Linked DNA regions of Homo sapiens: all the other regions are linked to region 3. A link is a loop called in an ENCODE intact Hi-C map of the cell type or tissue named here. Cell type or tissue: mammary epithelial cell. All regions are shown on one strand. Links, peaks and the distances in the headings refer to the core of each region. The heading gives the core; the rest is flanking DNA.

Region 1 (10,981 bases), core at 1,599-9,598, 69 kb before region 3:
AGATTTAGATAAATCTCCTATGCCATAGGATTCACAGTGGTTCTGCTTCCTTGATGAAACCTTGACTGATGCACCAGCCTTTTTTTTCACCCTATCAATTTGTTACCAAAACACCAAGGGTTAGGTCTAGGCTCTGCTGCTTGCCACACAGAAAGCCAATCACTGACACGAGTGTTGCCAGTTAAGAAGGCTTTAATTGGGTGCTGCAGCCAAGGAGATGGGAGATCAGTCTCAAATCCATCTCCCTGACTGGCTAAAATTAGGGGATTATATAGCAGGGAAGAAATGTAACTACATACAGGAAAACAGGAATTAGGGAGGGGTAAGGAAGAGGAGCTGTTCAACAGGAAGCAGGTAGCCACTTAGGCAACCATGGTAGGTGAGGAGTCTGATGTCTTATTGCCTAGATGCAGTGATCTGGTAAGTTTCAGTTTATTGACACTATCTAGGAAGCCTGATGGTTGGATGCCTGAGAAAGAAACTGAGCAAAGACAAATGTAACTTCCTCAAGTTTCAAGACTGGGAGGATCAGTTTCTATGTTTATTCAAAAGAAGCCATAAATATCAGTTCTATGGGACAATTGGACCAGTTTCAGAGGTATATTAGGAGAACACATTCTATTGCTTTCAAATGCACAGCCAGGCCCGGCAATGCGACTGCATCTGAGCATCTTCTAAGAAAATAAAGGCTGGCCAGGTGAGGTAGGTCACGCCTGTAATCCCAGCACTTTAGGAGGCCAAGGTGGGTGGATCACCTGAGGTCAGGAGTTCAAGACCAGCCTGGCCAACATGGTGAAACCCCGTCTGTACTAAAAATACAAAAATTAGCTGGGCATGATGGCGGGTGCCTGTAATCCTAGCTACTCAGGAGGCTGAGGCGGGAGAATCGCTTGAACCCGGGAGGCCCAGGAGGCAGAGGTTGCAGTGAGCTGAGATTGCGCCATTGCACTCCGGCCTGGGCAACTGAGCAAAACTCCATCTCAAAAAAAAAAAAGAAAGAAAATGATTAAAGGCTGTTCCTGTCCTCAATGTCACACTTTAGAGAGAAGCACAGACACATTAAAAAATATATAAATCAGCATAAAAATTCCAATAGTAGAGGTGTGTTTAAGCTGCAATGAAAGCATAGAGAAGGAAGAATCAAGTCTGAAAAGCTGGAAGAAGCTAAGAGGGCAAAGACCTATCTCACACAGCATCATATTCCTAGGGCCCAGGCACAAGGCCTAACAAAAAATTAGTGCTCAATAAATATTTCTTGAGTTGAATTGAGTTAAACTGAATTTGTTCACAACACAGCGTTTAGCCCTAGGAATGCAGCATTAACAACACAAGCCGGGTGCAGTGACTCGCAGCTGTAATCCCAGCACTTTGGGATGCCAAGGCAGGAGGATCACTTGAGGCCAGGAGTTCAAGACCAGCCTGCGCAACATAGCAAGATCCCATCTCTACAAAAAATAACAACAACAACAACAACAAACCCAGATGTGGTGGCATGTGCCTATACTCCTAGCTACTCAGCAGGCTGAGAAGAGAAGACTGCTTGAGCTCTGGAGTACAAGGCTGCAATGAGCCATGATTATGCCACTGCACTCCAGCCTGGGTGACAGAGCAAGACCCTGTCTCTGAAAAGAAACAAAAATGAAAAGGAAAAACCAGACAGTTCACGCCTTTGCTCAGCTTACAATCTAGTGCAGCTCTTCACAAATTTTAGCACCAGAATCTTCTAGAAAACTTACGAAAACCGGCCGGGTTCGGTGGCTCACGCCTGTAATCTCAGCACTTTGGGAGGCTGAGGCAGGTGGATTACCTGAGGTCAGGAGTTCAAGACCAGCCTGACCAACATGGTGAAACCCCATCTCTACTAAAAATACAAAAATTAGCTGGGCGTGGTGGTGCATGCCTGTAATTCCAGCTACTAGGGAGGCTGAGGTAGGAGAATTGCTTGAACCTGGGAGCCGGAGGTTGCAGTAAGCGGAGATTGCTAACTGCACTCCAGCCTGGACAACAAGAGCAAAACTCTGTCTCAAAAAAAAAAAAAGAAAAAAAGAAAACTTATTAAAACCCCAATAGCTGGAGCCCATTTTCAGAGTTTCTCATTCAGCAGGTCTGTGGTGGGGCCCTAGAATTGGTATTTCTGACAGCTTCCCAGGAGATGTTGGTGCTATTGGTCTGGGTTGCATACTTTCAGAGCTACTGGTCAAGCGCAGTAGTTCTCAACCCTGGCTACTCATTGGAATCACTTGCCTAACTTTAAAAAATACCTTGCTAGAAGCATCAGCCCAGACCTATTAAAGGTAATTTTAATGTGCAGGTCAGCATTGAAACCACTGATATGACAAATAGGAGTAGTTAATATTATTTGCTTGCTTGCTATGTAACAGACACCACTTGAAGATCTAATACATATTATGACATTTATGAAACCCATTTTACAGGTGAGAAAACTGAGGCTCAGAGAAGTGAGATAAACTGGCTAAGATCATATAAGGCCAGCACAGTGGGTCACACCTGTAATCCCAGTATTTTGGGAGGACAAGGTGGAAGGATCGCTTGAGCTCAGGAGTTCAAGACCAGCCTGGGCAATATAGGGAGACCCTGTCTCTACAAAAACAAAAAAAAATTAACTAGCCAGGTGCTGGTTGGGCACAGTGGTTCACGCCTGTAATCCCAGTACTTTGGGAGGCCAAGGCAGGTAGATCGTCTGAACTCAGGAGTTCGAGACAAGCCTGGGCAACATCTCTACTAAAAAATGGTCGAGTTTTTTTTTTTTTTTTAACCCATTTCTACTAAAAAATACAAAAAATTAGCCAGGCATGGTGGTGCGTGCCTGTGGTCCCAGCTACTTGGGAGGCTGAGGTGGGAGGATCACTTGAGCCTGGGAGGCAGAGGTTGCAGTGAGCCAAGAGCGTGTCACTGCACTAAGGTGTGGGCAACAGAGTGAGACCCTGTCTCAAAAAGAAAAAAAAATTAACCAGGCGTGATGTACAGTATAGTACAGGTGTGTGCCTGTAGTCCCTGCTACTCAGGAAGCTGAAGTGAGAAGACTGCTTGAGCCCAGGAGGTTGAGGCAATAGTGAGCCTTGATTGCACTACTACGCTCCAGCCTGGGTGACAGAGCAATACCCTATTTCAAAAAAAAAAAACAAAAAAAAACCGCCCAGGCGCAGTGGTTTCATGCCTGTAATCCCAGGACTTTGGGAGGCTGAGGCGGGCAGATCATGAGATCAGGAGATCGAGACCATCCTGGCTAACACGGTGAAACCCCGTCTCTACTAAAAATACAAAAAAATTAGCCGGGCATGATGGCGGGTGCCTTGTAGTCCCAGCTACTCAAAAGGCTGAGGCAGGAGAATCGCTTGAACCTGGGAGGCGGAGGTTGCAGTGAGCCGAGATCGTGCCACTGCACTCCAGCCTGGGTGACAGAGCAAGACTCCATCTCAAAAACAACAACAACAACAACAAAAATTCACATAAGCAGGTGTTAGTAGGGGAGGTGGGACTGAACCCAGGTATCTCTGACAACAGAATCCATGCTTATAACCATCAGATGTCAGCACCACATGGGCCTCACAGAAACACAGCCCCTGAACTGCCCCTGATTTGAATATTGAATGATGAGTAGAAGTTCTCCAGGCGGGGAAAGGAGGAAAAGCATTTAAATACTGAGCTCCACACCTCTGGGAATGCCGAAGGAGAGGGAGGAAGTTAGAGGTATACTAGGAAAGATTTCTGAGCTGGGTAGGAGGGCAGGACGAGAGGATCACTGTGGCCCACCTTCCTCCAAGAGCCTAGAATTGTAGAATGAGGCAATCTAGAACCTGATGGCTGCTTTAGTTGTAGAAACCTAACACGGGACCAGGAGGAAAAGGAGAAAAATAGGAGCACTGACATTTGCTCGGAGTTGCACTGAAAGAATAATGAGCATATGCTCATTTACAGCATTTAGTTCTTTTTCGAACATAGACTGCTTGGTCCTGAAATTTTATCCGTCTGAAAACAACTGTATGCTAGTTATCATGCTCTATAAATATTCACAGATAAGAGCTAGGAAAATGTAGGGCGGAGGCTATCCATATTTATTCATTTCAGTGTTAAAATCCATGATTAATTTTTCTCCACGTTTCCTGATACGTGTATTCTTTCTTTTCATATGCTGGTTTATATTATATACTTTAGTGTTTAATGTGGAAAATTTAGAAAATACAAAATAATGCAAAGAAGGAAATAAAAACTATTGTAATCTCACTGGCCAAAGAAAACTACTGTTGAAATTTTGGGCTGGGTGTGGTGGCTCATGGCTATAATCCTAGCACTTTGGGAGGCTGAGGTGAGAAGATCGCTTGAGCTCAAGAGTTCAACACCAGCCTGGGCAACACAGTGAGACCTCACCTCTAATTTAAATAAATAAATAAACAAGGCCAGGCGTGGTGGCTCACGCCTGTAATCCCAGCACTTCGGGAGGCTGAGGCATGTGGATCAACTGAGGTCAGGAGTTCAAGACCAGCCTGGCCAAAATGGTGAAACCGTATTTCTACTAAAAATACAAAAATTAGCCGGGTGTGGTGGTGAGCGCCTATAATCCTAGCTACTCAGGAGGCTGAGGCATGAGAATCGTTTGAACCTGGAAGGCGGAGGTTGCAGTGAGTGGAGATCATGCCATTGCACTCCAGCCTGGGCACCAAGAGTGAAACTCCATCTCAAAAAAAAAAAAAAATTTAAAAATTTAAAAACTAAATTAAAAAAAAAAAGAAATTTTGGTTATGACTTTCCAGAAATGTTTTCTCCAAGTGTATGCATGTATTCCAAAAACAGAATCAGGCTGTAAATACAATATGTAATCTCTATTTTTCACTTGATATATATTGTGATCTTTTTTAAGTCTTTAGATTTGACTCTTATAAATTATTTTATAATTATAAATATGTGAATGCCTTTTAATAATGATGCACTGCCGGAAAACTGCAGTGGGTAAGAAAAGTCAGTCAGTATGGTATTTGTCATTGCTATTATTGTGCTGTCCTGTGGCTGCCGTCATGAAGTGTGGATCCATAACATAGGTGGAGACTCATCTGTGAGTCATTAGTAGCTGACTCAAGAGGAACCAACAGTGTTTACTCTCTGAATAGGTGTTTCTGCATTTGAGAGGTGATTCAACTTACATTTTTAATCTTGTTCGAGTGAGTAAGGATTCTTTGTGAACTTGGAGCGCTGGTAGAGTGCTTTTCCTCATTGCTAGTAAAATAGGAAATGGAGGGACTCCACGCAGAACCCCCTTCCCAAGTTTACCTTTCCTCCTTTGCAGGGAACTGCTGCCTCCCAGAGGATAAATGCGCAGGTGAAGGTCTTAATGGGAAGCCCATGGCCGCTGGGAGAATGTGTTTCTCTTCTTAATGAATGCATTTCCCTCCTTTCTTTTTCTTGTTCTTACAGGGTTTCTGTGTAATTTCAGTGTGTCTAAGAGTTTTCTTTTCTTTCCTTTTCTTTTTTCAGTTGGAGTCTCGCTCTGTCCCCCAGGCTGGAGTGCAGTGGCGCTATCTTGGCTCACTGCAAGCTCTGCCTCCTGGGTTCAAGCGATTCTCCTGCCTCAGCCTCCTGAGTAGCTGAGATTAGAGGCGTGCGCCACCACACCCGGCTAATTTTGTATTTTTAGTAGAGATGGGGTTTCTCCATGTTGGTCAGGCTGGTCTTGAACGCCCAACCTCAGGTGATCTGCCCACCTTGGACTCTCAAAGCGTTGGGATTACAGGCGTGGAGCCACTGCGCCTGGCCCAATTTTTCTTTTTTGTGCAGTATATTATTGTTATTTTAGGGATTCAATTCTTCTATGTCTTAGTCTTTTTTTTTTTTTAATTGAGATGGGGTTTTGCTATATTGCTCAGGCTGGTCTCGAACTTCTGAGCTCAAGAAATCCTCCTGCCTCAGCCTCCCAAAGTGCTGGGATTAGAGGCATGAGCCACTGTGCCCGGCGTATTTTAGTCATTTTAAATGTGTTCCTTTCATGTTCTCTTTTAGATAGTCTTTCCATTATCCGAAATTCACAACCATGAACCTGGCTGTTTGTTGTTGGTGCTGACTCGCAGGCATGGTAAGTCGTTTCCATGTATGTCTGGAGTATAAGTTCATCGGTAGCAGGGCTTGGTTTTTCCTGAGAGAATTCACTGTGAGAAAGAGTCTTGGCACGTCTGTTCTCTGTTGACACTTGCCGAGAGTCTTGGAACGTCACTGGGCTTGTACACATTTCTGTAAGTTCTCATATTAGAGTTTGGGGTACCACATAGGTAAAAAAAATTCAAACTCTAAACCCCTAGGAGAAACTAAACTCTGAGATGTTAACAGTGAGGGAACATGGGTGAGAGGAATATGGAGAAACTCTGTGTACTACCTGGCAATTTTTCTGCAAACTTACAGTTATTCCAAAATAAAAAGTATTTTTTAGGCCAGGCATAGTGACTCATGCCTGTAATCCCAGCACTTTGGGAGGCCAAGGAGGGTGGATCACTTGAGATCAGGAGTTTGAGACCAGCCTGGCCACCATGGTGAAACCCCGTCTCTACTAAAAATACAAAAATTAGCCAGGCGTGAGGGCGCATGCCTGTAATCTCAGCTACTCGGGAGGTTGAGGCAGGACAATTGCTTGAACCTGCAAGGCAAAGGTTGCAGTGAGCCGAGATTGTGCCACTGCACTTCAGCTTGGGCGACAAAGCGAGACTGTCTCATATATTTATGTATACATAAATATATATGTATAAATATATATATATACATATATATATATATTTTAATGAAGCCCCTAGATTACTAAAGCCAATTCAACCCTTAGGTAGTTTGGAAGGAAAATAAATATCCCCAAAATCAAAGTCAAGCTGGGAACTGCGTAGAGCAAACCTGCCTCCCATTCTATTCCTAAATAAGATAGCTACAAAGAGTTTAAAAAGCTACATACCTCCCTCACAATCTGCCCACCAGGAAATTCCCTGTGGACAAAGTACAGGCTGAACTCAAAGTCATCGCTCTGCTTACATGAGACAAATGCATATCTGATTGCTCCCTGTGCCCTGCTGTTTCATTAAGCCAGACTAAGACATAAGTGATGATTCCTGTAAATTGTGCATTCAGTGAAAGACTACTCAGAAACTCAAAAGAAACCATTTGTCTCTTATCTACCTACGACCTGGAAACCTCCTCCCTGCTTCGAGTTGTCCCGCCTTTCTGGACTGAACCAATGTACATCTTACAATGTACATCTGACATGTCTCATGCCTCCCTAAAATGTATAAAGCCAAACTGTGCCCCAACCACCTTGGGGCACCTGTTGTCAGGACGTCCTGAGGCTGTGTCACGGGTGCATCCTTAACCTTGGCAAAATAAACTTTCTAAATTGATCGAGGCCTGTCTCAGATACCTTTTGGCTTATAGTAGTCAGAGTCAACTTATATCCTTACTGGTCTTCACTTTCCTCCTCATTTGATATATCTGCAGATAGTCCTTTTCCCTTGCAAGCTCAGCTATGAATTTAAAATAATTTGTGTTCACCATGTTCAGTGGCTCACATCTGTAATCCCAGCAACTCAGGAGGCTGAGACAGGAGGATTGCTTGAGATGAGGAATTCAAGACCAGCCTAGGCAATATAGCAAGATCCCCATTTCTTAAAAAATTAGCCAGGTGTGGTGGCACATGCCTGTAGTCCTAGCTACTCAGGAGACTAAGGTGAGACTATAGCTTGAGCCCAGGAGTTTGAGGCTGTGGTGAGCTACGATTGCACCACTGCACTCCAACCTGGGCAACAGGCCGAGACCCTATCTCTGAAAAAGAAAAATTGTGTCATAATTTATCTAGTATTTGTGAATGTTATCAGGTCATATGAATTCACTACACATAGCCTTAATTCCACATTTTCTCTTTAACCCACACTAATCAAGCTTTCATCCCTACCACTGAATTTGTTCTAGTCAACATTACCAATAGCATCCATCTTGCAAATCCAGTGGTCATTTCTTAGTAGTCATATTAATCTTTCGTCAGCATTTACACCTTCAAGAAATCCCTCCTTGAAACTCCATATTCTCTTGGTTTGTCGCACTCTCTTCTTTTTCCTACCTCTCCTCAGTCTTCTCTGCGGACTCATACTCCTTTGCTGATCTTTAAATGTCGAATATGGCTGGGCGCAGTGGCTCATGCCTGTAATCCTTGCACTTTGGGAGGCCGAGATGGGTGGATCACCTGAGGTCAGGAGTTTGAGACCAGCCTGGACAACATGGTGAAACCCCGTCTCTACTAAAAATACAAAAATTAGCCGGGCATGGTCGTGGGCACCTGTAATCTCAACTACTCGGGAGGCTGAAGCAAGAGAATTGCTTGAACCCGGGAGGCGGAGGTTGCAGTGAGCCAAGACCTTGCCAATGCACTCCAGCCTGGGCAACAAGAGTGAAATTCCATCTCAAAAAAATTAAATAAAAATAAATGTTGAATATTTCTGGACTCAGCCCTCTATTGAGTCTCATAATTCTATGCTCATTCTCTAGGTAATGCCATCCAGTCCAGTGATTTTTAGTGCCATATATATGTCAATGACTCCCATACTGAGATCTTCCAACCTGATTTCTAATGCCCAACCCCTGTTGCAGGCTTATATATACAACTTTATATAACTCCCACTTAACATCCCTGTTTGAATGTCAGGCTTAATATGACCGAAACAGAATTCTCAGTTTGGTGTCAACAATAGTAGCAAAGAGAACAGAGAAGTGAATCACTATGGCATAGCAAAAACCTCTTTATGGGATACTAGGTAGGCTTTTGAGAACACACATGGCCCTTCCCAAGTCTAACAGTATGACACGGAAGAAAACATTTCTCTACATGACCATCAAATGTCAGGTGTACCTTCATGAGGGCCTCAATCCAGAGGTCTTTTTATTCACTATTTTTGGAGAATAAACCTCTAGCCAGAGTGGAGGAGGGAAAGCTGCCTAATTACCTGTGGCAGGGGAAGAAATTCCTGAAGTTCCACTGCGTTTTCAACAGATTTTCAACCAGCGTCCATGTTTTACTCTCACGTCCCCATGTCCAAAGGCACATGGTGCCGCCAGTTCCTTGTCTTTGGGGTCTTTCCGCAGCTTAGATGAGGTTGCTTATCAGCTTTCCTCACTTCCCTTTTAGGACTAAGCTTTCTCCCGTCTGCTAATTTTGTCATCATTTTCCCATTTGCTTTCCAATTTAAGCAACTTTGTGGGCTGTTGTCTCTTTTCCAATTTTCTTTAGTGTTTAAGTACTTTTTTTTTTTTTTTTGAGACAGGGTTTTTCTGTCATCCAGGCTGGAGAGCAGTGGCATGATCTTGACTGACAGCAGCCTCCACCTCTCCGGGCTCAGATGATCTTCCCACCTGCAATACCACACCCAACTCATTTTTTGTATTTTTTTGTAGAGGCAGGGTTTCGTCATGTTGCCTAGGCTAGTTTCAAACTCCTGGGCTCAAGGCATCCGCCTGCCTCAGCCTCCCAAAGTGCCGGGATTACAGATACGAGCCACCGCGCCCAGACTTTAAGTCTTTTTTAATAACACTTTTTACTGTACTTTAGTGAGCTTTCAGGAGAGAGTAGAAGCTAAAGAGCAATCTTCTGATTTTAACCAAAAATCAAGACTGTAATCCATAGAGACGAAATCCCGTTTGAAGAGGAGGGGCAAGGAGAAGCCAAGGTAGGGCCATGGGAGCCCTGGGGAGCCTCAAAATCCACCTAGATCCACACACTATTCAGAGTTCCCTGGGAAGCCCTGAAACCTCAATTCCCACTAATTAGCCGACAGGATTGCCCTGGGGAACTCACATCTCAGTTCACGCCAGCAGAGCACTTAAACAACTATCTTGAATAAATCCTTTAATCTCCGTACAATCCAACACCTTCCAGGCCCTATAAGAACCAAGGGCACTGCAAGGAAAGCAGCCAAAGTTGGAAAATAGGTGTCCCGCAGGCATATTTAGTAATTATGCCTCAGCGTGTACATCCATTCCTAATGATTCCTCACTGTCTACAAACACAACTGAGAGATCAGATAGAGATTGCGTACCTCTATTTTATCAGACTTAGATCTGATTAATCTAAATTCCCATATACTTATAGAAATGCATGCCCTGACTCTGCTTTTGAAACTTGGAACATCACTAGGTTCACTTTCTTTTTTTTTGAAACAGGGTTTCACTCTGTTGCCCAAGGTGGAGTGCAGTGCTGCAATCTCGGTTCACTGCAACCTCCAACTCCCGGATTCAAGCAATTCTTGTACCTCAGCCTCCAGAGTAGCTAGGATTACAAGCGCCTGCCACCACACCTGGCTAACTTTTTTGTATTTTTAGTAGAGCCAGGGCTTCGCTATGTTGGCCAGGCTGGTCTCGAACTCCTGGCCTCCAGTGATCCACCTGCCTCGGACTCCCAAAGTGCTGAGATTATAGGCGTGAGCCACTGCGCCTGGCCTACTTAGTTCACTTTATTTTTTTTAATTTTTTTGAGATGGGGTTCCGCTCTTGTTGCCCAGGCTGGAGTACAATGGCGTGATCTTGGCTCACCGCAACCTCCGCTTCCTGGGTTTAAGCAATTCTCCTGCCTCAGCCTCCTGAGTAGCTGGGATTACAGGCATGTGCCACCATGCCCGGCTAATTTTTTGTATTTTTGGTAGAGACAGTGTTTCTCCATGTTGGTCAGGCTGGTCTTGAACTCCTTACCTCAGGTGATCCGCCCACCTCGGCCTCCCAAAGTGCTGGGATTACAGGCGTGAGTTGCCGTGCCCGGCCATACTTAGTTCACTTTCAGTAGATTTTCCTTTCAATATCTACTTCAGTGAGTCTAACAGATTCAACAGTTAATTCAAAATTCGAGAAGGCAGGAAAATCACGAAGTTCCCGTTGAAGAACTCCAGAGGATCTTTTGCCTTTTACTTATTCTGGAATGAGGGAGTTCAGCCAAGGAGCATCTCCTTTGCTTTCTGCT
Region 2 (10,981 bases), core at 227-8,226, 230 kb before region 3:
AAAGATTAGAAGCTTATGGGTGCATGTCTAGGATGACTGGTTGAGAAGAGGGCCCCACTGGGGGTCCTAAATAGTAAGAGAAAGGAGAGCAATGAAGGAGGTAAAAACTGAAAAGAGGATACAGAAGAAGGAATGGAAGACTGAGCTGAAGAGTTTTCTTTCCCTTTTGATTGCCTCTTCTCATTCCTCATTTCATAGAGCTTTGTGGGACATGTATGTGGTATGTGGGCCTAAAAGACAAGGGATCATCCTGGACACACATGTGCATGTGTGGGGTTACCTACATGCAATTACGTTGGAGATTGGTAGTTATTTAATTCACATCCATGTTTGTCATAAGGCCTTTTATGAGCTTTTTCTTGAAATATGCTCTTTAAACGCTAGGAAAGTAACATTTTTTTGTTAATGGAGTCATTTGTTCATTCTTTCTTCAGGTATCAAACAGCTACTGAAACAAGGGTCAGTGCAGAAGGTATACAATGGACTGCAAGGATATTGAGAGTGAATAAAATTGGACTTTGTTTAAAATAAGTGAATAAGCGATATTTATTATCTGCAAGGTTTTTTTGTGTGTGTTTTTGTTTTTATTTTCAATATGCAAGTTAGGCTTAATTTTTTTATCTAATGATCATCATGAAATGAATAAGAGGGCTTAAGAATTTGTCCATTTGCATTCGGAAAAGAATGACCAGCAAAAGGTTTACTAATACCTCTCCCTTTGGGGATTTAATGTCTGGTGCTGCCGCCTGAGTTTCAAGAATTAAAGCTGCAAGAGGACTCCAGGAGCAAAAGAAACACAATATAGAGGGTTGGAGTTGTTAGCAATTTCATTCAAAATGCCAACTGGAGAAGTCTGTTTTTAAATACATTTTGTTGTTATTTTTTTCATGACTCCTGTTTCTTCTGTGAGCTATTTGGGTTGTCCTCCCATCAAGCAAGATGGATGCACACGCATGCAAAAGAGTGATATAGATCCAGTCCCCATGCCCAATTACACATACGGCATCTGCTAGAAAGGAGCTTGGAAGAAACTGAATGGTTGATTGGGGTCCATGAATGAAGGTTACACAAAGATCTAATTGTCCTTGAAGTATATTTTCTCTCATTTAATTTGGGAATAATAATCTGATATGGACACTTTACTGTTTAGAAAGCACCTTTCATGTATATAATTTCAGTTGACCTCATGGTTAGAAAGCCTTTGGTTTGTTTAGGAACAAGGACTACCACTGGTTCTAGAAAAGGAATTTAGAGTTGCAAATTATGTTTGCTCATCTCATGGCACCCAATTCAGATGCTATGTGACGAGTACATTTGACTTTTGAATCTCCCTCATTTTCACATATATAGTCACATCACACTCTACTTTTCATGTACTTTGGACTTTTTGTCTCTGCTAGTGAGTATTTCAATTCTGTTTAACAACTGATGTTGCGTATTGTGTGTGGAGCTGCCTTCTAGCCATCAGCATAGTTCTAGCAGCATCCCTGCCTTTGGGCTATACATACCTTAGAAATCACCAGGCGTGGTGGCTCACACCTATAATCCCAGCACTTTGGGAGGCCGAGGCGGGTAGATCACGAGGTCAGGAATTCAGGATCAGCCTGGCCAACAGGGTGAAACCCCGTCTCTACTAAAAATGCAAAAATTAGCCGGCCACGGTGGTGGGCGCCTGCAATTCCAGCTACTCAGGAGGCTGAGGCAGGAGAATTGCTTGAACCTGGGAGGTGGAGGTTGCAGTGAGGGGAGATCGTGCCACTGCACTCCAGCCTGGGTGACAGAGCAAGACTCCATCTCTAAAAAAACAAAAAATCAAGTGAAACCACACAAATACGTATGTAAGTTTAGTGGACTTTTTGTACCTGTAAGATTCATTATGTACTGAATTGCCTCTAGTTGAGCATTTCTCAGGAGTGATCATCATTTCCTTTATATATCAGCCCCGGAGAAGTCTTGATCATTATTTGCACTTACTAATCCCCATTTTTCCAAGATGTATGCAAGGGTCAGTCATGATACTAAGAGCTAGAGCTGCTAGTCTTGGTGAGAAAGACCCCATAGGGATAATGTGTTTCCTACAAAGAAGAATGTTAATGGGGCTTTGTCACTCCTGGGCTTTGTCACTCCTTTTTATCCATTGTCTAGATTGTCGTGATTTAATAAGTTAAAGAATATTCTTTCATTATTGGACTCTGAGCTTCAGGTAGCTTTAAGTGCTTTATCTGAGGCACATTGTAATTTGGAAAGATTTATATTAAAATTCCATAGATTTTCTTAAGAAGGGAAGATAAACACCATAGAGGAAGGATGCTAGGTAATTAATGTGGAAGAACAGATAATAGTGTCTTCAGTTCTGCAAGGAAAAAAGCCATTCCAGGGAGCTATGCAATGAGGCTGAAAGGATGCTTGGCCTGGAATCAGATTTAATTTCTATGACTGAGGAAGCTTGTTAGCCTCAGTTTTCTCATCTGCAAAATGGAGATAATGAAGGGGGATATTTTTGTGCTTGGTCTTTTATGCATCTTAAACATCTTTTTGGGCTACTCAGAGATTTATTCACTTACATATACTCCTGCCCCTTAGCTGCATTCACTATTGGTTAGGTGCTGGATTGCCAAATCCTAGATGGATGTTAGTGCTCAGAAATCACTGAAAAGGGAACAGGATTTGGAAACTTAAAACCTGTTTGAAAAGGTCCAATGGGTGTTACTAGAAATGGGAATGGAAAGATAATTTTATTCTATTCCTTGAAAAAAAGCTGCTGTTGGCTCCAGTAGCAACCTTTACCATGAACAAAAGATATCCAAGGGCTCTGAAAGATAAGCAAGAGAAGAAGACACCACTTGGTAAGTGTTCACTTTTTAAAATTCTAGTATTTTAGTCACTGAAATTGCTCCAGGACTCACAGTGAAGGGTTGGACACAGGTCACAGGCAGTGGGCACCAGTACAGCTTCCGTCATGAGTTTAGATGTCAAAGAGCCCCGACCCTTTCTTATTCCATTAACAGAAATGAAATATTTCTGAGTGGTATAACTTTAAGCACAGTTCCTCCAACAATGCAGCCAGCCTGAGAATGACATAATTTGGGGGCAGTCTCATCACACTGAGTGTCAGTGAAAACCCTCTAGAGCTGCATAGTCCAATCTGGTAGCCACATGTGGCAATTGAGCACTTGAAATGTGGCTCATCCAAACAGAGGTGCTATGAAGCATAAAATACACACTGGATTTTGAAGACTTAGTATAAAAAAAAAGTAAAATGTCTCAATTTTATATTGACTACATGTTTAAATGATAGCATTTTGAATATAACTGGTGAAATAAAATAGATTATTAAAAACAATATATTACTAAAATTCACCTGAGTTTTTTTCACTTTTTAGAATTTGGCTAATAGGAAATTTTAATTACGTATGTAGTTCACATTATATTTCTGTGGATTGCACTGCTCTAAGAGTCTCGCCCAGGCTGTGCCAGGTCACTCAACAGAAGTTGACTAGTACTTTGGGATAAAGGGCCTCATATTTACTCCTATTCAGTTACCTCCCCCTCACTCAGTTGGCCCAGTGGTCCAGTCTGTTACCATGTTTTGGGATCCTCCAATTCAGGCATTCAGTATGAGCCTCTCCACCTGATGTTATCTGTGCACTGTATTGACTGAGACATAAGATTTTCATCTAAACAGTGAATAAAAGCACTAGCCAAAGAATTGAAGTCAACTCTTAGTTAGATTTTGCCACTGAAAGCTTGCTCCAGGTTGACAATCATCTGAACATCAGGGTAAAGTCGTATCAACCTCCATAAGAATAATTGATTTTGCATCTAGCCATATTTCTTTATCTTGTCCACACAGGTATGCTGAGAGATCTTGTTGAAATCCAGTTAGACAACAGCCTGTTAGGAAATGAGGTGTGTCTGTTATGACACTCTTCGTGAGCCCATACTGGGGCCTAGGGATCTTCACTTTCACATTTAGGTGATTTTCTCAGTATTCTGGAATTGTCTCCAGTCCAGAAGACAGGATTTCCTTCAAAGAAAGTGTTTCTTATCATCAATCACCTCTTCCCTCTTGGACTTCCATTTCCTCTTACTGATGTTCACTTTACCCTTTTATATTGAAAACATCATTTTTTGACAGAATATAGAAACAAAACGGGAGGTTTTATGTACCATAGTGTTACCATGTGCATGCTCTAGAATCACACTGATCAGATTCAAATTCCAGTTCTACCATTTACTAGTTGTGCCTTAATTTCTCCCTCTGTAAAATGGTGATAATAACAGTACATGTTTCATAGAGTTGTTGGTTGATTTGACATTTACAACTGGAATGCCTCTCTTGGGATAGGCAGTTCAAAAAGAACAAGTTAATAATATATGTTGCACAACTGAGGTTTGGGAGGCTTATGATTTTTTAAAATTTTCCTTCCCTCTGCAATGCATGATGTTTGTGTGAAGGTGGCGCTAAAATAATGCCGTGAGAGCTATCGGCTCTGGAGCCCCAGACCTGTTTTTTTTTTTTTTTTTTTAAGCCATTTTCTAGCTCTTGCCACTAAAAATCAGGATATTAAGTAAAACAATAATAATTATAATTTTCAATGCAAACTCAAATAATAATGCATTTAACTACCCTCCTCTTTTAGTCTCCCTTAATCTTAACGTAGACAAGGCAGATGCCATACAGGCTGGATTTTGATTTGGAGCCTGATTCTGCCAAATAATAATAATAATAAATTAAAGGATGGTTTCCGAGAATTAGTAACAGTTATGGAAGCCACTGCAAGGGGCCAAATTAGGTGATTAAGAACAAGGCCGAGCACGGTGGCTCATGCCTGTAATCCCAACACTTTGGAAGGCCGAGGCAGGCGGATCCCCTGAGGTCAGGAGTTCGAGACCCGCCTGGCCAACATGATGAAACCCCATCTCTACTAAAGATACAAAAATTAGCCAGGTGTGGTGGCACATGCCTGTAATCTCAGATACTTGAGAGGCTGAGGCAGGAGAATCACTTGAACGTGGGAGGCAGAGGTTGCAGTGAGCCAAGATTGCGCCACCACTGCATTCCAGCCTGGGTAACACACCGAGACTCCATCTCAAAAAAAAAAAAAAAAAAGCAATCATGTAATTAAGTCTTCTGTGTTTTCTACCAGTTAGGTAACATTAAACCAGAACAGGAAATGTGATAATGTTTTCAGCAAGGTGTTTGATGATTCATCTTGTGATATCCCCTGGAGATAAAATAGAGGCACATAGTTGGATTCATAACTCACTAGTTACTGTTGAACATACTGTTGATTAATGGCTCAATGTCAACCTGTAAAGGAGAGAAGAGAGTCTTTGCTGGCACAAAACAAAGCTATGTTTTCAGTCCTGATCTGTTCAATAGTTTTATTGTCAGTGAGCATTTCAGGAAGAGCACTTAAAACACCAGGTGCCTACTGTGTGTAAGTCACAGAGTTTTCACAGCTCTTATATGTTTGTCATTGCAATAAGTCCTAGGAAGGGGCAGGACGCATTAAAACTGACCAGATAAGCTTTTGGCTGTTGTACAATGTTTCAAGTGGGAAAAAGCAACTTAACCTGTAAGAACAGGGTTGGGGTACACCAGCTTCATCAACAGCATTGAGAGGGAAGCATGATTTGACAGTAATGCTATCACGGTGTCATTTGAATTGATGTCCCCCAACATAATCACAAAGGGTCTTGCACTTTGTGGGCAGAGTAACTGTAACAAAATAGAGTCAGTAGAACAAAAAGTATAACCACCAGGGCCATTATAAGAAGCTGTAAGTCTTCGAAATATGAGTTAAATGCCTCTGTGTTTTCTGGTAAAGAAATGTTGACATTGGTGGGAGCAAAGGTCTTCCTCTAATTCTCAGCAACTGGTAGAGAAGAAAAGCAAGGGCATCACAAGAAGCAAGGGGAGAACGTAATGATAACACAAGGGTGGTGTCCTGGTTACTCTTGTCATTGTCATATAACAAATTATCCTAGCATTTACTGGCTTAACGCAGCAACATTTGTTTTTTTCTCACAAATCTGCAATATGAGCTAGACTGATGGAGACAACTCCTTTGCTCTACTTGGTGTCAGCTGGGACAACAGCTTGAAGGCTGGGTCTGGAGTCATTTCTACTCACATGTCTGACAGTTCATTCTGGGAGGTGGGAGGACTCAAGCAGCTGGGAACTGGAAATGGGGAGACTCCTCACGAATCTTTATCTCTGTGTGGTTTCTGCAGCATGGTGGCTATACATAGCTGGACTTCTTACATATTGGCTCAGGGCTCCCAAGACACGTTTCCCAAAAGGAAGTGGAAATGGGTAGAAGCTTTAGTTCTTCTTATGACTTAGCCTCATAAGTCGTGCAGCATCCTTTCCATCGCATTTTCATTTATGGAGGCAGCCACAAAGGCTCATCCCTCTTCCTGGGGAGGGGAATTAGACTGGACCTTTCAAGAAAAGAATCTTTAAGGTTCTGAAGGATATGTAGACCTGCAAATATTGTTGTGGCCATTTTTTGGAAAATACAGTTTGCCCCAGGTGATCAAATGAGACAGCCATACAATTAGCAGCTGAGACTGTGGAACATCAGAACAGCCATGGAGGGGCCACATAGTGCTCACAAAAGGCAAGTGAATTCAGAAAGAATGAGGTGACCATTTGCAAGTCCATGAGTACCAACCCCTATCCCTGCCATCAAGGAAGGAAAGCATTCTCGCAGCTGGAGTTTCAGGGATGAGATCTGAGCAAATGTCACACCATTCTGGCCCCTAGGATTATCCCTTTCTCTGCTGGGGTGCCTGGGAAATGTGGATTACACATCGGTGATATTAATGAGAACATGAGAGATGCTGATCTATGGACACTCGAAACTGAGAGGAATGTCAAATGACAGATCTGGTTTCTCACTATAGCTGCCAACACCTCTCAGATCCCAGTTCCAGAAAAAGAGGACAACTATCTGTTTTTTTAAACCTAATAGTATGAGAAAAGTCTCTTCAAGTAAATTGTATCTTCTACTACTCTACAGGACTCAACATAATCATCACTGAATTTATTTCTTCTGATTGCCAGGCACTGTGCTAGGTGCTGGGATATATAAGAGAGCTTTTTAACATAAAACGCACACACCTAATTAGCCAGCAAGCAAGACAAACAAAGGCTGAATCACTGGCCAGTAAGAAATCTTAAATATGTTAGTTAAACATGGAAAGTTGAGTTCATTTACCACAGAAAGAACACTTACAATTAAATTATGACAATGGCCGGGCGCGGTGGCTCATGCCTGTAATCTCAGCACTTTGGGAGGCCAAGGCGGGCGGATCATGAGGTCAGGAGTTTGAGACCAGCCCGACCAACATGGTGAAACCCCATCTCTACTAAAGATACAAAAATTAGCTGGGCACGGTGGTGCATGCCTGTAATCCCAGCTACTCAGGAGGCTGAGGCAGGGGAATCACTTGAACCCGGGAGGCGGAGGTTGCAGTGAGCCGAGATCACGAGATCACGCCACTGCACTCCAGCCTGGGCAAGAGACCGGGACTCTGTCTCAAAAACAAACAAACAAAAAAATGACAGTAAAACATGTTTCAACAGTCTATGCAATAAACAGAGAAGGAGGCCACACTCTGCATTGCCTGCATTATCCATCACAGGATTTTTGCCCTGGGCCTCACAAGCCCAGTCTGTTGATGAGCAAGTGGTTAAAGCTATGTCCCCTTCATGTGTGGCCATTGCCTTTGTAGGGGGCATTTTGAAGACATTGAAGAAGAACGTAAAGGATTCCTCGATTTTTGATCCACTTAGATGGTAAAACTGTAGATAATGAAAGAGATTTTAGAACTCAGAACAAGACCTTTGAGAAATTCTCTGTGAAGCCCATAAGAACAACCTAAAAATAGGCATTTCTACTTGCTATGGTTTGAATTTTAGCCCCCTCCAAAACTCATGTTGAAAATCCCCGATGTGGCAGTATTGAGAGGGGGAGCTTTTAAGAGGCGATTGGATCATGAGGTGATTGCCTTTGTGAATGGATTAATCTACTCATGGACCAGTGAATCAATAGGGTTGTTGGCTTTTATGAAGAGAAAGAGAGGCCTGAACTAGCATGCTCAGCCCCCTCACCATGTGATGCCCTGCACCATCTGGGGAGTCTGCAGTGTCCTCACCAACAGGAAGGCCCTCGCCAGATCTGGCCTCTTGAACTTGCACTTCTCAGCCTCCATAACTGTAAGAAATACATTTTTTTATTTATAAATTATTCAGTTCCAGATATTCTGTTACAAGCAACAGAAAACAGACCAAGACACTTTTTTTTTTCTCAGCTCATTGCAACCTCTGCCTCCTAAGTTCAAGGGATTCTCCTGCCTCAGGCTCCTGAGTAGCTGGGATTACAGGCACCCACCACCATGCCCGCCTAATTTTTATATTTTTAGTAGAGACAGGGTTTTGCTATGTTGGCCAGGCTGGTCTTGAACTCCTGACCTCAGGTGATCTGCCTGCCTTGGCCTCCCAAAGTGCTGGGATTACAGGTGTGAGCCACCTTGCCCAGCCCCAAGACACTATTGATGTGATATTTGAAGGCACTGAACTTGAAACTCTAGGGAAGAACTCAAACCAGCTCATCTGAGCATGTATGTGCATACAGAGAATTTGATCAAGGAAGGTAATGCAAAACTGAGCTGTCACAAACTATCACAGTACGTGGTTTCTAAAATTTATTTCTATGGTGGCCTTTGAAGCACAAACCTTAGGAATTTTCAAGCCCAGACTTTTATCAGCATGGCTCACTTCTGAGAGGAACTGGCTGAGCTGAGAAGTAGCCATAGGCTACCAGCCCTGAGTGTGGTGTCTCTGGAATTCTGGTGATATGAATCCCACATGAATATGAATCCCAGAATGATAATAAAATTTTGGACACTGTGGCCAAACCGTGGATAATTCCTGGATCCACTCAGTGCACAGATATCATGTTGTCTTTTATTTAACTCTTGCTATAGAAACTGAGAGCCCCCTCAATTACATAGACCTAGGTCCAGGAAGGAAACACACTTAATTGACACACCGCACAGTTGTCCAGAAAGCAGTATGTGAAACTGCAGTCTTCTCATTGGTTTGCTCAAACATGATTGTGCTTAGCTCCGAGTCTACAGTTCTAAGTCCAAGTGCTGGCTCTGCGGTGAGACTGGATTTAAATCCCTTCTCTTCCAATTATTAGCTCCATGACCTTGAACAAGTATGACAACCTCTCTGAGCCTCCTCACCCAACTCATATTGTGAAGATTGAACAATATGATATATTTAAAGTACCTGGTATGTAACAAGCACTCATTAAATATTAGGTATTATTACTGTTATATAATAAATGTGACTAAACTTTTTGAACCAATTTGCATCTCTGTTAAGACATATTTTTGAAACACTAACAAATTTCCCCAATGTCAAACAGTGTAAAACATTCATTGACCTGCACAGGTGTGGATTTCTGACCCCGTGACACCCTTTCCTTGGGAAAAAACCAAGAATGTCTCCGCTGAAGAATATCTGCAGAGAATACATGGAAACCAATCCTACATTCTCAGCCTGCTCTAGGCCCAGAAAAACAGAAACTGCTATGAGGGCTATTACTAAACATGGAAAGAGGGAAAGATAAAACAGCCACAGAGCCTCGGGAGAAATGAGAGCAGACATCTCAGGAGCTGGCCTGAGACACGCCACCTGGCAGAGTGTTTGTATAGCAGGAAGCCTCAGACCTCTGACCTTCACTGCTAGAGATCTGGCAGTCCAGAGTTACAGCGCTTGGTGTGACCCATTGCCTTTCCCCACCAGCACTAGGGTAACCAGATCATCTCTGTTTGCCTGGGACTTTTTCTGTTTTAGCACTGAAAGTCCCATGTCCCAGAAACTTCTCAGTCCCAGACAAACCTGGACAGTTGATCCTTCTAAGCCCCAGCATGAAAGGTGCTGCTTGCATGGAAGCCCATGCAGCTCACGTCATTCAGAACTGTTATGAGCAAGTGCAGAGTGATGGCTGAAGGCACAGGAGGGGCTAGAGCTAGGCTGAGTTCTGAGACTGTCTCATGAAGGAGGAACTCATGAGAGCTGTGCATGGAGACCAGGTCGGGCTGCACCATAGCACAACTGTCACCCGGGTGAACACGTGCCAGGGGAGGGCCAGACCAAGGCAGAGCCTTCCCAAGCTGGTTCACAGATTGGCACACACTGAAAACAACATTCTACATTGCACATTTACGCAGGGGACAGGGAGAAAATAATTTTGTTTGGTACAAGTTGTATATGCACCCTCTTCCTTTATATTAAAGATAAATTATTGCATGTGCTGACTATATGATAAAAACATAAGCATAACTATAATTGGCTTTCATTTCCATTTTCTGTTTATTTTAATGAATAATGTTAAACACTTATACATACTAAGAAGATAGGCTACTTACATGGTTATGGGCTTAAAGGCCTCTGGGGAAAAATATATATAATATATTTATAAATAAATATATATTATATATAAAATATAAATATGTAATATAAAATTTATATATAAATATATATAATATAAACATTGTATATTATATAAAATATATATCATATAAACATTGTATATAATATATATAATATAAACATCATATGTTATATATAAATATATATATTATATATACATTTTGACAGAGTCTCACTCTGTCACCCAGGCTGGACTGCAGTGGCACAGTCATGGCTCACTGCAGCCTTGACCTCCCAAGCTCAAGCCATCCACCCATCTCAGCCTCCCAAGTAGCTGGGACCACAGGTGCATGCCACCATGCCTGACTAATTTTCATATTTTTTGTAGAGACGAGGTTGTAAATATCTTTAAATTTTTTTTTTCTAATCGTATGTTGGCAAAATTCTCCCACTTTTGTTTGCTGTATTCCTTTAAAAATTTATTATTATTTTTAAAATACTGTTTATTAATGTTTTTATATA
Region 3 (10,981 bases), core at 482-8,481:
GGAATTGTTAAGCATAATAACCCTATACACTGGGCAAAGCATACAGGGACCTCAGGGCCATGGGTGAGAGGAAGGACACTGGGAGCCAATGAGGGATGTAGAGAGAGGGCCTTTCAGAGATAACCAGGCAGAAGAGGACATTGTACCAGATGATGGAGTCAGCTAGGGCTTGGGCAGGGAAGAGAAGAGCGTCACTGATGGGTGAGACACAGCAGCACAAGAAGCTGAGGAGAGAGGCAGGTACTGAGGTTTAGGACAAGCTCCTCAGCTGTGGCATGACTATCTGTGATCGGGAGGTGTAGGGAGACTGCGGGGAAAGATCAGGCCCCACCCAGAAGAGTGCAGGGGCAGGCAGCGGGGTGGGTGGGAAACAAGGCAAAGCCTCAGTCCTGGCAGAAATCAAGGCCACTGTCCCATCCTAGCAACGGGGCAACACGTGGCAGTCACATCGGGAGTAAAAGGTGAGCCCAGGAACCTTGAAAATCACAGAGCTGCTTCGAAGTGAGCACATTCAGTGATGATCTGGAGCCTAGCCTGGGAGAGTCAGGGATAGGGTGGAAGGAAATAAGACTGGGGGCAGGTAGGCCTCAAATATTGGGCTGAAGGGTTTGGCTTTTGTGCTGTTGTAGGCAATGCGGAGCCCCTGGAGGCTGAGCTCACAGATGGCTTTCTTTGTAGACCTGAGACAACACGCGAACGAAGAATATGATCACTGTCCCGGGAATGTGTGAGTTTTCCTCCACAAACTTACACAGTTTGGGCTCATTTCTCTTCTTTTTGCAACACATAGAAGACTGGAGAATTTGGTGGGCATACTGATACTGCTTAACTCAATATGAACAGAGCTGGCTGTTAAAACTTGGTTGGACCCTAATCAAAGTATGCAGGGAACTCAGTAGGATGGGCTGGAGAAGTGGGAGAGGATGCCAGGACCAAGTGAGCCAGGGACTGAAGCAACTTTTTCTGAATGTATGAAAGAGAAAAGAAGAGCAAATATATATATGTAAATACGTGGTAACAGCATTTTATGTGTGTGGTGGCCTAGTTCCTTTAATACTTGCTTACTCAAATAGGTGTATATATAAAATAAGTTAAAATTGTTTTTCATTTGAGTGCTGATTTTTTTTTTTCCTTTCAGCCTGAAATAAGTCTCTGTGTGAAACATGCAAAAATTGCTGGCTTGGGTAGACACTACACACGCACACAGGCACACACACATTTTAGAGACAGGGTCTTACTCTGTTGCCCAGGCTGGAGTGCAGTGATACAATCATAGGGCCTTGCAGCCTTGAACTCCTGAGCTCATGCAATCCTCCTGCCTCAGCAAAACATTTTGAGAGTTCATGCAGATTACTGATTTTCTAAGCTTACTACAAGGTATTTTTAATTTTTTTTTAATTTAAGTTTTTTTTCTTTTTGAGAAAGGGCTCACTCTGTCACCCAGGCTGGAGTGCAGTGGCACGATCTTGGCTCACTGCAGCCTCTGCCTCTCAGGTTCAAGTGACTCTCCTGCCTCAGCCACCCAAGCAGCTGGGATTACACCATGCCCAGCTAAATTCTGTATTTTTAGTAAAGACAGGGTTTTGCCATGTTGCCTAGGCTGGTCTAAAACTCCTGAGCTCAAGTGATCTGCCTGCCTCAGCCTCCCAAAGTGCTGGGATTACAGGTGCGAGCCACCACGCCCAGCTGGTATTTTTTATTTTTATAAGAAAGATACTTGGCTGGGCACGGTAGCTCATACCTGTAATCCCAGCACTTTGGGAGGCCAAGGCAGGCAGATCACGAGGTCAGGAGATCGAGACCATCCTGGCCAACATGATGAAACCCCATCTCTACTAAAATACAAGAACTTAGCCAGGCATGGTGGTGCGCACCTGTAGTCCCAGCTACTCGGGAGGCCGAGGCAGGGGAATCGCTTGAACCCGGGAAGCGGAGGTTTCAGTGAGCCGAGATAGCACCACTGCACTCCAGCCTGGTGACAGAGCAATACTCCATCTCAAAAACAAGACAAAACAAAAAAAGAAAGATACTAATTCTCTCTCAGTGATTATTAGCAACTCTGATTCCTTTTGGCCCTACATTGGTTTGGAAAAGAAATACACACTTCAGAGATACACCAGTCTAAATGTACAAGTTTAAACTCTGGTTCACAGAGCAAAACTTTGCAAAAGGTCCGGATGTAGCCCAGTAACCTAGATTAATCTTGAGACTCCTCCTTTCATGAGACCTAGTTTGCTAGTGGGGCAGATTAGGCAGAAATTAGCCATGCAGTTCACCACTCACGAGGCAGCAGCAGTAGCATGGTGGTGAAGTGCTTGATACCCTGCAGATCCAGGTTCAAGAAAGACCAGCTTTGTCCTTTTGGATAAGTTACCTTATTTCAGTGCCTTAAATACTATTTATTTATTTATTTAGAGACAGGGTCTTTCTCTGTCACCCAAGGTGGAGTGCAGTGGCATGATTTCCGCTCACTGCAACGTCTGCCTCCCAGGCTCAGGTGGTCCTCTCACCTCAACCTCCTGAGTAGCTGGGGCCACGGGTGTGTGCCACTATGCCTGGCTAATTTTTTGTAGAGATGGGGTTTTGCCATGTTGCCTAGGCTGGTCTTGAACTCCTGGCCTCAAGCTATCTGCCTGCCTTGGCCTCCCAAAGGGTTGGGATTACAGGTGTGAACCACTGCGCCTGGCCAAATATTTAATCTTTTGTTTTAAAAAATGGAGGTGACACCTTCTAGTCTCCGTATGAAGAGTAAATGAGATGGGAGAAGCACAGCACCTGGCTCAGAGTAAAGTTTCACTAATGTTAGGACAATGGTACTGGCCAAGTTTTCTCTAAAGGATAAAGCCCGAACTCAGCCCCTCAGACAGTGAATAAGAAGTTTCTTTTTTTCTTTCTTTCTTTCTTTTTTTTTTTTCTCGAGACGGAGTCTCGCTCTGTCGCCCAGGCTGGAGTGCAGTGGTGAGATCTCGGCTCACTGCAAGCTCCGCCTCCCGGGTTCACACCATTCTCCTGCCTCAGCCTCCCAAGCAGCTGAGACTACAGGTGCCCACCACCACGCCCGGCTAATTTTTGGTATTTTTTTAGTAGAGACGGGGTTTCCCTGTGTTAGCCAGGATGGTCTCGATCTCCTGACCCCCTGATCTGCCCACCTCGGCTTCCCAAAGTGCTGGGATTACAGGCGTGAGCCACCACGCCCGGCCAAGAAGTTTCTTTTCTGTATTTTTACTTTTTTTTATTTTTTGAGACGGAGTCTCGCTCTGTCACCCAGGCTAGAGTGCAGTGGCCCAATCTCGGCTCACTGCAACCTCCGCCTCATGGGTTCACGCCATTCTCCTGCCTCAGCCTCCCAAGTAGCTGGGACTACAGGCGCCCACCATCACGCCTGGCTAATTTTTTGTATTTTTAGTAGAGACGGGGTTTCACCGTGTTAGCCAGGATGGCCTCGATCTCCTGACCTCGTGATCCGCCCACCTCGGCCTCCCAAAGTGCTGGGATTACAGGCGTGAGCCACGGCGCCTGGCCCAAGAAGTTTCTTTAAGGCAGCTCCAGCTTTTTCAGTCAAAGTGAAATGGTCCTGAAATTTGCATATGCAATGTTTACCTTTCTTTTTCATTAAACGAGAGAGGGAACCAAAACAAAAATACAGTTTGACCATTTAAAATGTTGGAAGAGCTGCCAACTTGGTAGCACTATCTAGAGTGGCTCCATTCTGCCATCTAGTGGAAGGGAAAAGACAAATTTAGACCAAAATACTTCCATCTTTAATTTACAAAAAAGTGTGTTCTTTTGTTTTTTGTTTTTTAAAGTTGGGGTCTTGCTCTGTTACCTAGGCTGGAGTGCAAGCAGTGTGATCATAGCTCAACAGCCTGGAGCTCCTGGGCTGAAGCCATCCTCCCACTTCAACCTTCCTGGTCACTGGGATTACAGGCATGAGCCGCAGCACCAGGCTGTGTTTTCTGATTAGCATAATTTAAATTATCTACTAAATTTGCTCGTTAATAGATTCACTTTGTAAAGAAAAACCACACAGTATTCTAAACACTAAGCAGTAAAACTAAATTTCCCAAAACATTTATATTTATAAACTATGAATTTCAAAGATCTGCAGAGGAAAGAGAGAACGTTCTTGAGCTCTTATTATCATAAATTTTCCTGCCCCTCCCTTTCCCGTTTATATTATCCATTTCTACACATACTCTTTACGTTTATTTTGGCACATAGACTGGGAGAAGCCCAGAGTCTCTGAGGATTATATCTTTCCCAAAATACTGAGCAAAATCAGTGGGTGAGTAAGATCATTCCATTCATTTTTCAAAAATGTACACTCACTTAAAATGTTGATGTATCCGGGCATGGTGGCTCAAGCCTGTAATCCCAGCACTTTCAGAGGCTGAGGCAGGCGGATCACAAGGTCAAGAGATTGAGACTATCCTGGTCAACATGGTAAAACCCCGTCTCCACTAAAAATACAAAAATTAGCTGGGCATGGTGGTGTGTGCCTGTAGTCCCAGCTACTTGGGAGGCTGAGGCAAGAGAATCACTTGAACCTGGGAGGCAGAGGTTGCTGTGAGCTGAGATCATGCCACTGCACTCCAGCCTGTTGACACAGTGAGACTTCGTCTCAAAAACAAACAAACAAAAAAGTTGATGTAACCAAGGTATTTGTTAAGGCCTGTGTGCTTGAATTTGTTTTTTGCTGGTGTATGTATGCATGTTTGCTTTGTTTTGATTTCTATGGACATTATCTAGGTATTTATGATGATTTCCATTGCCTAGGATGAAGACATCTGCAGCCAAAACTCCCTGAAAAGTTAGTAACAGTAGCATACCTGAAGTGACTGGTGCTATTCTGAGGCTGTTACTCTTTTTTTGAAACAGGGTCTTGCTCTGTCGCCCAGGCTGAGCGCGATGACATGATTTCGGCTCACTGCAGCCTTGACCTCCCAGACTCAAGCAATCCTCCTGCCTCGGCCTCCCAATGTGCTGGGATTACAGCACAGGCCACCACACCCGGCTAATTTTTAAAGTTTTTTTTAGAGACGGGGTCTCCCTATGTTGCCCAGGCTGGTCTCAAACTCCTGGGCTCAAGAGATCCTCTTGCCTTGACCTCCCAAAGTGTTGGGATTACAGGTGTGAGCCAACACATCTGGCTGGTTATTACTCGTATTACTAGCAAATGTTATTTATTGAGTTTCTATGGTGTACTAGACACTGTTCTTTTTTTTTTTTTTTGAGATGGAGTCTCGCTCTATCCCCCAGGCTGGAGTGCAATGGCACAATCTCGACACACTGCAACCTCTACCTCCCAGGTCCAAGCGATTCTCCTGTCTCAGCCTCCCAAGTAGCTAGGTTTATAGGTGCCCGCCACCATGCCAAGCTAATTTTTGTATTTTTTTTTAGTGCAGACAGGGTTTCACCATGTTGGCCAGGCTGGTCTCGAACTCCTAACCTCAGGTGATCCACCCATCTCAGCCTCCCAAAGTGCTGGGATTACAAGCGTGAGACACCCTGCCTTGGCCAGACACTGTTCTTGATGTACATTTTGCTAATCCTTCCACTAAATCTCCAAAGTAGATATCATTGTCTTCACTTTAGAAATAAAAAAATGATGCTTATGACCACCTACCAGCAAATCTTGATGCGCCAGGGACTGGGGGGAATAATCATTGACTAGCTGGCTATTATGAGTCACAGTTTCCATTCCTGCAAAATGAGAATTTTTTTGACTTAGGGGTGGGGTGTTCTCTAAGCTTTTTGCCTGATTCTAATTCTTCTGCTAGAAGCTGTGGGTTTACAGAGGTGAAAAAGATAGCCCTTCCACCAAACATATATTCTATTATATATATCTTATCTATATATATTATATATATTCTATTATATGTATCTTATCTATACATATTATATATTCTATTATATATATCTTATCTCTATATATTATATATATTCTATTTATCTTATCTCTATATATTATATATATTCTATTATATATCCCTTCCACCAAAAATATATTCTTTTATATTAATAAAATATAAACCCAGGGTCCAATGGAAAAGACTTAAGGGCAGACACAGAGTGGGATGTGGTTTGTGTTAGGAGAGGGCTGAAGGGACATCATGGCAGGCATTTGTGTGACCTCCCACAAAACACCCTCCTCCACTCTGACCTCACTTTGTTCTTCCTTCCCTTTGTCCTTATTATTTCCTTTCTGCTTCTCTTTCTTTTCTGTCTCCCTCTGCCCTGCCCTAGAACGGTGCCTTTCTAATTGTGGGTTATAACACATTATTAGTAGGTCATAAAATCAATTCAGTGGATGTGGACCAGCATTTTAAAAAGGGAATTAATAGAATATAAACTCCTTAAAAGGCGTCACTCATACTCAGGATAATACTGCTGTGTAAAATTTGTTTTAATATGTGTCAGCATGTGTACACTGTGTCAAGATGTAACACTTACATCCTATTTTAAGACCCTGCTGTAGACTAAACCAGGACCCCCATGGTGCTCCAGGCGTCCCCACCCTCACCTGTGGCACCAGGAGCTCCTGCTGTCACTGGCCCAGCTGGGTCCTGTGTCTTTCTCTGCGTTGTCAGGGCCTGCGCTGGCAGTCCACCTACAGGGAGGTGGAATCCGGGGCTTGACGGCACTGGGAGGATCCTTCATCTTTCCAGGCTCAAGCAAATCCTCGCCTGGAGGCGGGGAATGGGCTAGATGACCCCTGAAACAGTCCAGTCCAGCATCTGAGAGCTCCTCTGGGTCCAGCCCTGTGCCGCCTTTCCACGCTTCCCTGCAGGGCCCTGGGGAGAGCAGAGAAAGCAGCTGCCAGCTCCAGGCAGTCATTTTACCCCAGGTGCCACTTACCCTGCGGAGGGGCTGGAACCAGCTAATCATTTTACCCCAGGTGGCACTTACCCTGCGGAGTGGCTGGAGCTTCTCAGGTTTTTCAGTTCCTGTGTCACCTCCCAGCCCTGCCCACCACATGCTGTGGGTGTCTATGGCTGACGAACGCCCCTGAGCCAGGCCAACCCCCAGCCTCCCAGTGGGTGGCTCTGTGGTCCCTGGCAGCCCCGGCATCATCCGGAGCACAGAGGCCATGGACACTCAGGGGATGGTCAAGGTCGTAGCTCCCTCCGTTCTTCCGTTCCTCCCTCACAGAGCTTTCAGCAAGATAGATGGTCATTCTTCTGTCCTCACTGCTCCCGGCATAAGGGGACCCCAGGGCTGGATGACTTCCCTAAAGAGGAATCTCTCAGGGTTTCCTGCAGCCGCTCCCAAGTCCCGTCTGGAGGATGAAGGTGGCGGACACATCCCTGACGCAGTTTCTCCTCTGCCCTCCACCCCTCACCCATCCCACCTCCTGGACTAGGAACTCAACCAGGACTTGCTTCAACCTGAGAAGATGGTGTCCAGCCCCCTTGGAGCCTGCCAGCATCCGGCGGGATTTCAGAGGGGCCTCCAGGGAGGCGCTGCCCAGCTGCCCCCAGTGTTGCTCACACAGCCCCCACTGATCTGCTCTGGGGAGGCCACGGCCCCAGAACGCGGCTTGTGGGGGGCCTGGGGCAGCAGGCCGGGAGACGTCACTTGTCCGCTGCCTGCTCACCCAGATAACTGCAGCTCCCTCCACTGCCGCCTACAGCCCTCCCGCCATGCCTCTGCCCAGAAGGCCCTCCCTCTCCAGTCCTGTCCGCCCCTCAAGGCCTGCCCAAACCTCCCTGAATTCTCGCCTGAGCAGACACTTTCCTAGCACGGCTCCCGCCGCGTGGATTACTCAGCCGAGCCTCAGTCTGGGGCTGCCCTGTGCTGGGAGCTTTATGCAGATGCTCGGCTCCCTACCCTGGCTTGTGAGCCGTGTGGCGCAGAAACCGCATCTCACTCAGAGCGAGGGTAAAGAGCAGCAGGGCTGGAGAAGCCAGCTGCCCTGCCACAGGCCAAGAGGACTTGGCCAAGTGACCATTGCTGTCTGTTTCCCCAACTGTAAAGGGGGCTGAGACCCTTACAGGGTTGTGAGGCTTAAACTTTGACAAACGCCTACCATCCCACCAGGCACAGGGCAGTTGCTGAGTATTTGGCGGTGGCTGCTGTTCCCCACAGTGTCCAACACCTCCCGGGGATGTAACAGGTGCACCACGGGCAAGACTGATGGGTTTATCAGTTCACTGCGGAGAGAGGCAGGGATGGATGCACTTGCTTGTTCCTCTTATTTTCCCTTATGGGGAGCAGTGACACTTGGCAGAGGCTGCCAGGGAGATGGGAAATGGACATTAATTACGGGAAAGAAAAGGAGGCAAGAAGGGGAGGAGGGTGGGAAATAGACAGGGGAGGAAGAAGGGACGGAGGCATGGTTAGAAGACAGGCAAGCAAAAAAGACGACTGTTTTCTTGGACGAACAGGGAGGTAGGGCCATGAAAAGCATGTGGACGCTTCTTCTCAGTGAATTAAGGCATTTCAGCGCTGGAAAGAGCCTGAAAAAATCAGACTCCCTTCACAGCCCAGCGGAGTGCAGGCCCTGGGAGAGCAGGAGTTAGAGATGGGGAGGACCCCGCCTGCAACAGGCACTGCCTGCTACACCCTGCCATGGGCAGAGGGGCTGTCCTCCCACCCCAGAGAGGCCCCATCCTTTCCTTTCTTTCCCCAAGGCTGCTCCAGCAGGGAGTTTAGCTCCATGGACACCTTTGAAGGCTATGAAGGTGCAGAAGACATGGAAAAGGTGAGCAGCGCTCTGAACGTAATTTCTTTCTTTCTTGTTTATTTCATCTTCTTCCTCCTTCCTATTCATCAGCTCCTCCTGCCTACTGTCCCTCGCCTCCATCCCTCTCCCCCTCTTCAGGATTCTCACCCATAAGGACCTGGTTAAGCCAGGGAACCGAGGTCACTAGTCCTCAAAGTGGCTCTGACCCTGCTAGCCCGGCATGTCCCCACGTGGCTGTCTCCTTGGCGGTGCGCTGGTGTCCGGTCATAACTGGGGCTCCCGCTGAGAGCCCCGTGGCCCAGGTGGGAGGGCTGGGGTGGGCCTCAGCCTGCCAGCGGAAGTCACCACATTGCCCGGCCTGGCCACAGCCTCCAGCAATAACTCTGAGGGTGCACCCGTCCCCCCCCCCGCCCCCCCTTCCAGCTCGCGGGGCCTTTTCCAGTTGGATGACAGTCACGAAACCTGTTCCTCCAAATCCGCTTTCCTGGAGAGGAGAGAAAGCACCCAGGGAGAAAAAGAAGAACGCGATGAGGAAGCAACGTGAGTGTGAGCGAGGAAAACTAAGCGCCTCTGTGGGCCACGGCGTCTCTGACTTTCTTCTCGGAATTGCAGGGCGACCGGCAGCACCAAGAAGGAGCGTGCTGGGGCGTCCACGCCGGCTGACTCCTGCGGGGGCGACGGCTGGTTTCCAGGCGAGGGCGCGGCGCCCGAGGACCTCCACCCCGGAGAGCTGCCCTCCCTGCGGTCGCCCCGGCTCCCCGGCTCCAGAGCGCCCGCATTCCCGAGAGAGGCGATGTGGGGGCCCGGGCCCTGCCCAGCTACGCAGAAAGCAGCCGGGGCCGCGGCGGCGGCAGAAAGGGGACGCCCAGGGCCGCCTCCCGGGAGCCCGAGGGGTGCCCTGCGTGCTCGTCTAGCTCCCGCCGCCCGGCGAAGGACCTCGCGGGACGGGGACCCCTAGTGCGCCTGCGCGAGCGCGGCGGGCGGAGGCAGACGCTCGCGGAGGCCACGCCTCCTAAGGCTCGGCCGAGCCTAGGAGGAGCCGGAGCTGGCTCGGGGCTGCTCCCACCCGCCAGCGCCGGCTGCCCAGCCTGGCAGTGGACCGGGTGTGCAAGCCACTTAGCACCTGACAGGTTAATTCAGAGGGGGTGGTTCCAAGGTAACTGCTGAGAGATTTACGTTTGGATTTGTTAGTTTAAAAATTAGTTTTCCAGTTACCCGGGCTGGAGTGCGATGGCGCAATCTCTGCTCACTGCATCCTCCGCCTCACAGGTTCCTGCAATTCTCCTGCCTCAGCCTCCCGAGAAGCTGGGATTACAGGCATGTGGCACCACGCCCGGCTGATTTTTGTATTTTTAGTATAGATGGGGGTTTCACCATCTTGGTCAGGCTGGTATCGAACTCCTGACCTCAGGTAATCCGCCCGCCTCGGCCTCCCAAAGTGCTGGGATTACAGGTGTGAGCCACTGCGGCCTGCCGATTTTCAGAATTTTCGTCAGAGGTTTGCATCTGTTTAGTTTTTTAGTTATCTTCAGACTTGTCATGTTTTCTTTTCATAAGTTGCAAATTAACTTTTCTGTTTTTAATTTTTACTTACTTAGTTTTAAGGTGTATTTACTTTCAGAATTTCTTAGGTTTAACATTGCTGTCAGTCAGGGTCCAATCACTGAAATAGACCCCACACCAATTATTTTAACAGAAAATTTAATATAAGGAATTGTCACACAACTATTGGAGAACTAAAAAGGCAAAAAAAAAAAAAAAAAGGATGATATTGAGATATCATGGAGATTTCAACTGCAAGAAGCAGCTACTACCTCAAGAGCTAAGGGAACAAAAAGAAGTTGGAATGATCAAAACTCAGAAGTCTGAAGATGGCCCCAGGGCTGGGGTTGTTCTTTGCGGAGGAGACACTGCTCAGAGCCTGGGGTCTGGGAGCTGGATGCAGAACTCGGGAGGGGACATGGCCAGCTCGTGCTGGTGTCTCTGAATGGGCATCATCAGGCTGGTTATGGGAGTGCTGGGAAAATGACAAGCTGGAACCAACTGCTGCTACTGACACCACCTGTCATTCTCAGAGTGGAGACCTGTTGCTAGAACGCTGACAGGAACCCAGGAGCACAGGAAGGAGCCCATCGTGACCCTGCACCACAGAGCAGGGGCGGGGGTGGGGGTGGGGGGCAGGGGGATGTAAAAGCTGAGGACCATCCCAGCACACTTGCTTTGGAGTTACGTAGAGCTCCGTTAGGATTCAGTCAGTTTTGGAATGGTTAGGGGTGATTTCATTTTTTCACTACA

The links. A loop is a pair of places that touch in the nucleus more often than their neighbours do. Peaks named below come from ENCODE experiments on the same cell type or tissue, not always from the same donor. Only the 100,000 strongest peaks of a DNase experiment are listed, where the experiment ranks them.
Region 1: it touches region 3 in a loop (7-fold over the local background); 3 of 110 quality-filtered maps call a loop at or near these places.
Region 2: it touches region 3 in a loop (17-fold over the local background); 11 of 110 quality-filtered maps call a loop at or near these places.

What each region holds. Positions count from the first base shown.
Region 1 is chr3:186,748,039-186,759,019 of GRCh38, forward strand. No RefSeq gene overlaps it. Among named protein-coding and RNA genes, the nearest start is that of EIF4A2, 30 kb to the right of the region's middle. In mammary epithelial cell, for the core only: a CTCF peak has its summit at 5,322; a DNase peak (open chromatin) is centred at 5,113; H3K4me3 peaks cover 343 bases; H3K27ac peaks cover 996 bases.
Region 2 is chr3:186,584,910-186,595,890 of GRCh38, forward strand. It overlaps DNAJB11 (DnaJ heat shock protein family (Hsp40) member B11), which reads left to right. Exons shown (of 10, transcript NM_016306.6): 10 at 435-884. The coding sequence ends at 499. Among named protein-coding and RNA genes, the nearest start is that of DNAJB11, 20 kb to the left of the region's middle. In mammary epithelial cell, for the core only: a CTCF peak has its summit at 4,461; DNase peaks (open chromatin) are centred at 3,922 and 5,092; H3K27ac peaks cover 1,909 bases.
Region 3 is chr3:186,817,919-186,828,899 of GRCh38, forward strand. It overlaps LINC02043 (long intergenic non-protein coding RNA 2043), which reads right to left and starts at 7,603. Exons shown (of 4, transcript NR_125409.1): 1 at 7,389-7,603; 2 at 6,524-6,794; 3 at 5,627-5,703. It also overlaps the pseudogene MCF2L2P1. RefSeq lists a silencer at 9,436-9,675. In mammary epithelial cell, for the core only: a CTCF peak has its summit at 3,701 (motif pointing left); no DNase peak of the experiment used is centred there.